Regions from separate parts of the Homo sapiens genome. Here region 1 is linked to region 2. A link is a contact called in ENCODE Hi-C or POLR2A ChIA-PET data. All regions are on one chromosome and are shown on one strand. Each heading gives the region's core, a stretch centred on a gene start or an enhancer-like site at or near the end of the contact. The rest is flanking DNA. Distances are from core to core; before and after follow the strand shown. Region 1 holds the start of CHRM1 (cholinergic receptor muscarinic 1). Region 2 holds the start of GANAB (glucosidase II alpha subunit).

What was found. Hi-C counts contacts between places; a loop is a spot of excess contacts on that map. ChIA-PET counts read pairs that join two places held with the same protein, here RNA polymerase II (POLR2A). Pooled maps may share reads with other maps.
Region 1: a loop to region 2 is called in a pooled map, with 5 times the contacts of the local background. The contact joins the promoter of CHRM1 here to the promoter of GANAB in region 2. A Hi-C loop is called at or near these places in 2 of 50 pooled maps. POLR2A ChIA-PET finds 5 or more read pairs at or near these places in 2 of 52 experiments (HEK293 and activated CD4-positive, alpha-beta T cell).

The regions. Positions count from the first base shown.
Region 1 is chr11:62,919,382-62,922,675 of GRCh38, forward strand. CHRM1 (cholinergic receptor muscarinic 1) reads right to left here and starts at 1,982. Exons shown (of 2, transcript NM_000738.3): 1 at 1,837-1,982. LOC105369333 (a long non-coding RNA gene) reads left to right here and starts at 779. Exons shown (of 5, transcript XR_002957251.2): 1 at 779-1,060. RefSeq lists an enhancer at 2,306-2,840.
Region 2 is chr11:62,645,299-62,648,758 of GRCh38, forward strand. GANAB (glucosidase II alpha subunit) reads right to left here and starts at 1,315. Exons shown (of 24, transcript NM_198334.3): 1 at 1,264-1,315. The coding sequence starts at 1,301. It overlaps INTS5 (integrator complex subunit 5), which reads right to left. Exons shown (of 2, transcript NM_030628.2): 2 at 1,550-3,460. The coding sequence ends at 1,722. RefSeq lists enhancers at 1-321, 637-796 and a silencer at 1,407-1,486.

The sequences.
Region 1 (3,294 bases), core at 732-3,231, 270 kb after region 2:
AAGCATCAGCCCTAGAATCACTGCCAAATTTGCTCACCCATGATGGATCTTAAGCAGTTGCCTGACTTTGGCCAGACCATGACAGAGCCTGGGCATGAGCAGCTGGACCCTAGACCTCACTCTGCCAGTGTGGCATCAGAGGTTCTGGGTCCCTCATCCTCCTCTCCGCAAGCCCCCTGCTCCTGGCTCCTTGCACTCTCCTCCTCATTTCCTTTCTTCTCTCTCCCTCCCTCCTCCATCCTTGTAGGCATCACCATGGCACCACAGCAGAGCAGAAACCCAGCGCAATTCACCCACCTCTCCCCGCCTGCTGGGAGCCCAAGCTTCTGCGTCTCAGAGCTTACTGCGCCCCCTGCTCTCCCACCCCATCTTCCTGCTCATGGAGGCGGCAGCGCAGTGTTGTGCTGAGGATGCGGAGAAGGGGTCCGAGCCCCAGCTGGATCCCTACATATCCCTTCTCCGACCATGAGCATGTCCCTTTCCCTTTCTCAGCCTCAGTCCCTCCATACAATAGAAAGCCTCCTTTCTAGGTCTGACATGACCTCTGGTTAGCCCCTTCTTGACACTTTGGACTCCCCATTACACTTCAGAATCCAGTTCTCAGAACTCCAACCGCCAGCTGTCAGCTGCGAGCCAAGACCCACATCTTCTGCAGCCCATTTCACTATCTCCTTCCCTTTCATATCTCAGCCGCGATAGCGACTGCAGCTTGCCTGGTGGCTGAGGTCAGAGGGCAGAGAACTCTCATCTGACAGCCCACTGAACAGCTGATTACCCTGAGAAAGGAGACTGTCTGGCTACTGGAGACTGCCTGACTCCTTCCAGCCAGTTGGGCAGGGGTCTTGGGTCAGTCTGGGTGGAGCTGCAGGTGTGTTTTGTGCAAAGATGTGAACCCCTCTCCATTGGCTCTGATAACCTCTAAGCTGCACATGTCTGGATGACCTAATGAGAGCTGACGACCCCCTCCCCAGCTGGCCTGCCCAGGAGCTGACAACTCTACAAGCATCAGAGTTCCTGGCCCCTAGCCCATCCCCATGTTGTGCAGTCTGCGGGCACTGGGGTGAGTACCTGGCGTGGGTGCCCATTGGTATCCATGCATTGCCTGGATATAGGACTGAGACCCACCCTGCGGGAGCCCAAGATACTAGAAACATAAGGAGGGTCCTCTGGGCCCCTGCGCACGTCAGGGCCACCTTCCCTGGCTAGTGTGGCCACCCACATGCCCATTTGTCCCCAAAGAGCCCTGGGGCTCTTTGCCTGGTCTCCTGCTGGCTTCTGGCCTGACACCCACCTTGGCTTCTAGCTTCTCTATCTGGCCAGCAGCCTGATTCAGTCCATCTTGGGGGAGCTGAGGTGGACGGGGGTGGTGGGTTTCAGGGTGCCCTGAGGGAGGACAGGAGGTTCTGGGACTGGCACCCCCATCAAGATGGGGGTCAACCTCCCACAGGATGCTGGTGGCAAGGGCTGCTTCCTGGCCCTTTGCCCTTCCCACTCTGCCCCTAGGGTGTTGGGGGTTCTGCTTGCTACCAGGCAGCCTAATCCCTTCTGGGCCTCAGGTCCAGTTTCCTGAGGGGGATCTCCATCTCCTCTGCCAGCAGAAGCCCAGAAAAACATCAGCTATATCCACTCAAAGCCAGGAGGCCGAGTGTTTGGAGCAGTCAGTGTTCAATGCTACAGAGCCCCCTTGCCCTCTAGACCCCTCCCTGGCCTCCTCCTATCTCTGTGAGTCCATCCCTATTTCCATCTCATCCTGATCCCTGCCCTCCCCCGCTCCCCAGGACCCTCCTACCCTCTACCTTAGTGCAGCCCCTCCCAAGCCCTCCCAAATGTACTCACCACGGGGCTGAAGAGGGGTCTGTAGGGTCCTCAGCCCCACTGCCTCCCTGGGGGCCTGCGGCGTCTCCAGGGACCCAAACACCTGGCTCCCAGGGGGAGCTGCGCCCTGTGCTGGCAGCGGGAGAGGCACAGCCAGTGATTGGCATGTCCCACCCCCTGGCACGCCAGCCTTAGCGGGGAGGGAGAAAGGGAAAGAGAGGGAGGGAGGAAAGGGAGAAAAGGAAGGGAGGGGAGCTGGAGGGAAGCCTCAGGCAGCGTCTGGGGTTGGACTAGGTTCTGGAGTGTGCCCCCCTCCTTCACCAGGGCACCCAATTTGAGCCCCAAGAGGGAGGAGAAAGGACATGAGGAAGGCGAGCCCAGGAAGGCTAAAAGTCCCGGACGGGAGAGAAGGCGGATACAGGGAGACAAACACCCACACCCACTGCACAGACCCGGCGGCACACACACCCTCACAAAGGCACACTGTTTCCTTGGGCTCCTCCCCCCACCCAACCTTAGAGCCCCCAGCCCCTGTGCACCATGCCCCAACACACATGCCCTGGTATTCACATGCCTGCTTCCCTCGCACACACGCCCTCCCCCCTGCACATGCCCACGCACCCACCCACCCAACTACACACCCTGCTCTTCCTCCCTGCTGTGAGAGAGCTAGATTCCTTCTGTTTGGAAATGACACATTGGGCCTCACGTGAGAGGCTCCAACTTGGAACAGACCCAGAGGGCTGGCGCACCCGCCCGGGGGCTGAGTGAACGTGCCCGCATGCTGGGCTGTGTGCGCTAGCATTGGGCTATGCATAGCCTGTTGTGAGGGTATATGGGTGTCTGCTTTTCGGGGATGAGTAGAGGGCCAGGTGCCTGCCCCATGTGCGGCTGAGTGCCTTGCATATGTGTGTCCCTGTGTACTCATGTCACCATGCAGCCTGTGTAAGTGCAGGTGTGACCCTATCAGTCTGGAGGCAGGACGCGTGTGCACACGTGTGTCTGTATCTGATGTGTGGCTGAGTGTTGCCCAACTGTGGAACTTGCTAATTCTGACAAGTGAGGCAGCCTCTACCTGCCTGCTCCACCCCAAGCTTCCACTTGGAAGACAGACAGGCAGACAGACAGCTCTCCTCCCAGCTTGTCAAGCTCTGTCTCCCCTGACTCCCACTCAGGGCTCACAGGTGTGTACCTGGGAGGAGATGAGCCCTCCTCCCAATCTCCCTCAGCCCTACTGGGTGAGGCCAGCATCCCTCCCTGCCAGGCTGGTCTGGACTTCTGTGTTGAGCTTCCTCAGAGATAGAACCCCTGGGGGGCCGTTTGCCCTAGAGATGTGGGTCCTGCACCGCCTCTGTTTGGCCCTAGAGACCTCCCCGGGAGCTGACTGGGGAGGAGAGTTGGAGGCTGCAGGGACTGCCTTCTGGGGCTGCTGTGTTCTTTGCCCACTGGGCTGTGTCGAAGTCTTGGGGTGAGAGGTGG
Region 2 (3,460 bases), core at 65-2,564:
GGCCGAGGCGGGTGGATCACGAGGTCAAGAGATCGAGATCATCCTCACCAACATAGTGAAACCCCGTCTCTACTAAAAATACAAAAAAATAGCCAGGCGTGGTGGCGGGTGCCTGTAGTCCCAGCTACTCGGGAGGCTGAGGCAGGAGAATGGCGTGAACCCAGGAGGCGGAGCTTGCAGTGAGCCGAGATCTCGCCACTGCACTCCAGCCTGGGCAACAGAGCGAGACTCTGTCTCTCAAAAAAAAAAAAAAAAGACGTACAGTGAGTTAAATACCCTCTGGGGCCCTATTTGCACAGTCTGTAAAATTGGTTCGGAAAGATGCCAATGGAGATAGGATTCCTAAAGCATCTTTCAGATATGACCTGTTGGAGGGCCCTAAGGAATTCACGGCGGCCTTGACCACCCCAAGAGAGGTGTTCATAGGCCAAAGTCAGGAATAAGCTGCAGGGCAAGTTGCACGCATTTATTGTTTCAGATCACAGGCTCCGAGGGAACTGAGTTTATGATCCACGCTTTCTTCATCGCTTTGGAGAGTACACGCCTACCCCACCCCAGTATATCCGTTAGGTCCTAGTAAACATTTGTGGCACTGGTGATATGTTTCGAATCTTTTTTTTTCCCCAGTAATATAAACCCGAGAGCGTGGACCAAGCCATTCGATTACATGTTGTGTTTGAGCAACACCATCCACGCCGTGAGCTTACTGGACCCTGGGCCGTGCCCAGCGACCGTGGACACTGAACTAAGCCAGAGCTGGTGCTCACGTGAAGACAAGGGCAGAGGAGGATTCGGAGCTCTACAGGGTAGAGCCAGAAGGGTAGTACAGGCTTAACTGCTGGCCCGGTGCTTCCAGCTCAGCCGAGGGGCCGCGGGGCCGCAGGCTGCATTCCCCGAGGCCAGGCCGCATCTTTTCCCCCGCCCCGACGACCCCGCGCACTGCAGGAAGGGGGCGGCGACGTTGACCGCCGCAAGCAGCCAAAGGAGGGCGGCGGCTGAGAGCGGCCAAGACCAAGAAAGACGCACAGCTGTGGCTTTACTAAACCGCCGGGCGGGAGCCCGGAGCCCCACAGGCAAGGCCCCCAGCGTCGCTCGGATCTACCACGGGGAGACCGGAGGCGTCTGAGGCCGCCTCCAGAGGAACAAAGGTTCCTCACGAGGCCGGGGGTGGCAGAGTGTCAAGAGACACACAGGAAGGAGTGGAATGGGACTTGGGGGATCTGGGGGCGTCCCGGGCGCGCCCCCAGATTCCGGGCTCCTCACCGCCTCCTACGCGCCGCCACTGCCGCTACCGCCGCCATCTTGTGCAGAGTTTGCTCCTTGACCCCAAACCTCCCGCCCCATCGCGCGCGCTCAGCCACGTATCCTAGTTCCCGCCCCTTCCGGCCTTATGATTGGTTCGACCTGAGCGCCGCCGGGCAGCTGTCTCATTGGTAGAGTGCGCACTCCAAATTATCGCAGGGGGCGGGGCTTCAGGCCAGGGGCGGGAACGTCCAGAGCCAGGCGCTGTCAGACTTTGCACGCTCTCAGCATGACAGAAGCACTGGACTGGTTTTCTCAAGTTGGCAAATTTTATTTAGAAAAAAAAAAGTGGGAGAGAAAAAAGTGACAGCGCTCTTTAGACCAAGGACTTAGAAGAGAAACCTCCACCCTTCCGGAGCACGTTAGTCCCTTCCCTCTCTCACTGCTCAACCTCCCTGGGCTTCCAGAGCAAGAAAAGGCTACGTCCCCTGTCGAAGGAGAGTGGACGGTGAAGGTGCCTGGAAACGGCCAGAGAAAAGACCTAGGCGGTCGATGTTGCGGTGGAGGACACTGTGCAGCACAGCCAGATGGGGTCCACCCTCACCTCCACCCTCCCTGGAGAAGTCCCGAATGAAGCGACCCCGCTCTGATTGGAAGATGAACTTCTGAGGCAAGGGCCCATGCTCCCGGAGAAAACCCCAGACACTGAGCAGCAGCAGACGCACCTCGAAAGGTGCCAGTTGGCTAAATACTTCATGCATATTACCCAGGGCCGGAGGCAGGAGGCTTCCCTCAGCCATGACAGCCACTAAGGTGCAGGATGCCTCCAGGTGCCAGGGGGAGTGGGTCGTGTCAGGGTGGCGAGAGGCTTCCCAATGGCCCAAGAGGGCGGCCAGCAGCCCCCGAAGCAGCACGGAACAGTAGCACAGGGCTGGGGGTGCAGCTGCTACCAGCTTTAACAGCTCAAAGAGCAGGGGCTGTTCGCGGAAGCGCCGGCCAATGCGGAGATCCCGCTCCACGGTGGCCCGGGCGTGTTCCTCGGGGGGCCAGGCCAGCTCTGCACCAGCTGCATCGGGACACACACTCTCCACCAAGGTCACTGCCACTGCTTTGGCTGCCTCTGGACTCAAGATGGGTGCCCCCCAGCATTCCCCACATTCAGTGCCCCCTGGGGCACTGCAGCAGTGAACCAGGAGGCTGAGGAGGCTCTGGGTGTTATAGATCACTTCCTGCTGATTTCGTGACTGGACAAACTTGGGTGGCTTTAAGCCACGGCCGATGACTCCAGCATGGAAAACTGACCAAATCCCTCCAGGACCTGGCACAGCTGCAGTGTGCCTCCGGTTAGTGTCCAACAGGGAGGCAGAAGCCAAAGAAGCTGAAACAACTGAGAGAGTCTCATTGTCCCCATCTACTTGCCCACCAAACAGTTCTGTGTTGCCTCGATGTAAGGCTCCTTCAACCAGCAGCTGCAGGACAGCCTTGAGCCCAGCTGGGGATGTCTGAGACAGGCGGGTGAGAAGCTGACAGGCTGAGGCCACACCTGGGGGTCCATGCAGCCTCAGAGAGGCAAAGAAGCGGTGCACCCCAGCCCTTACCAGTCCCAGGAGCTGGGAGGGGGATAAGGCTTCAGAAGGAAAGGGACAAATGGCCAGGAGAGAGGCAGCAGCTTCAGCTACTTCCTCCTCAGGATGTAGCAGGAGAGGAGCCAGGTCAGACAGATGGGCTGAGGCAGATTCCCCAAAGTGCGCCCCTAGGGCTGCAGGGCCCTCGCCACCCTGCTGTTCCCACCCTACTAGCAGTGCCAAGTTGCGCAGGAACCGGGCCGTGAAGGGAGGCTGTAATGTCCCTGCATGCACCCGAGCCAGACAGCTTCGGAAAGCCAGGGGCAGGAGGCCAGAGAGGCTGACCACTAGCCCTGCATATAACTGGGTGGCCAAACTCAACTCTTCAGGGCTTCGGGCTCGGCTCAGCAGATGGCCCAAGGCCTCAGGTCCACAGCTAGGCCGGGTATAGACAGACAGCAGGCCCAAGAGCTGGTGCTGCCAGAGGAAGCGCTTCCGTTCCAATCGTAACGTCTCTCCACACAGCTCTCCAACATGGTTTTTGAGCGCATCTAAAAAGGGCACCAAGCGGGGAGGTGGGGGCGGGCCTAGCACCCCTTCCCCAGGAGACCCTCCCCGGTGATGAACCAGTTTTTGCAGGTGCAGCAGCAGCA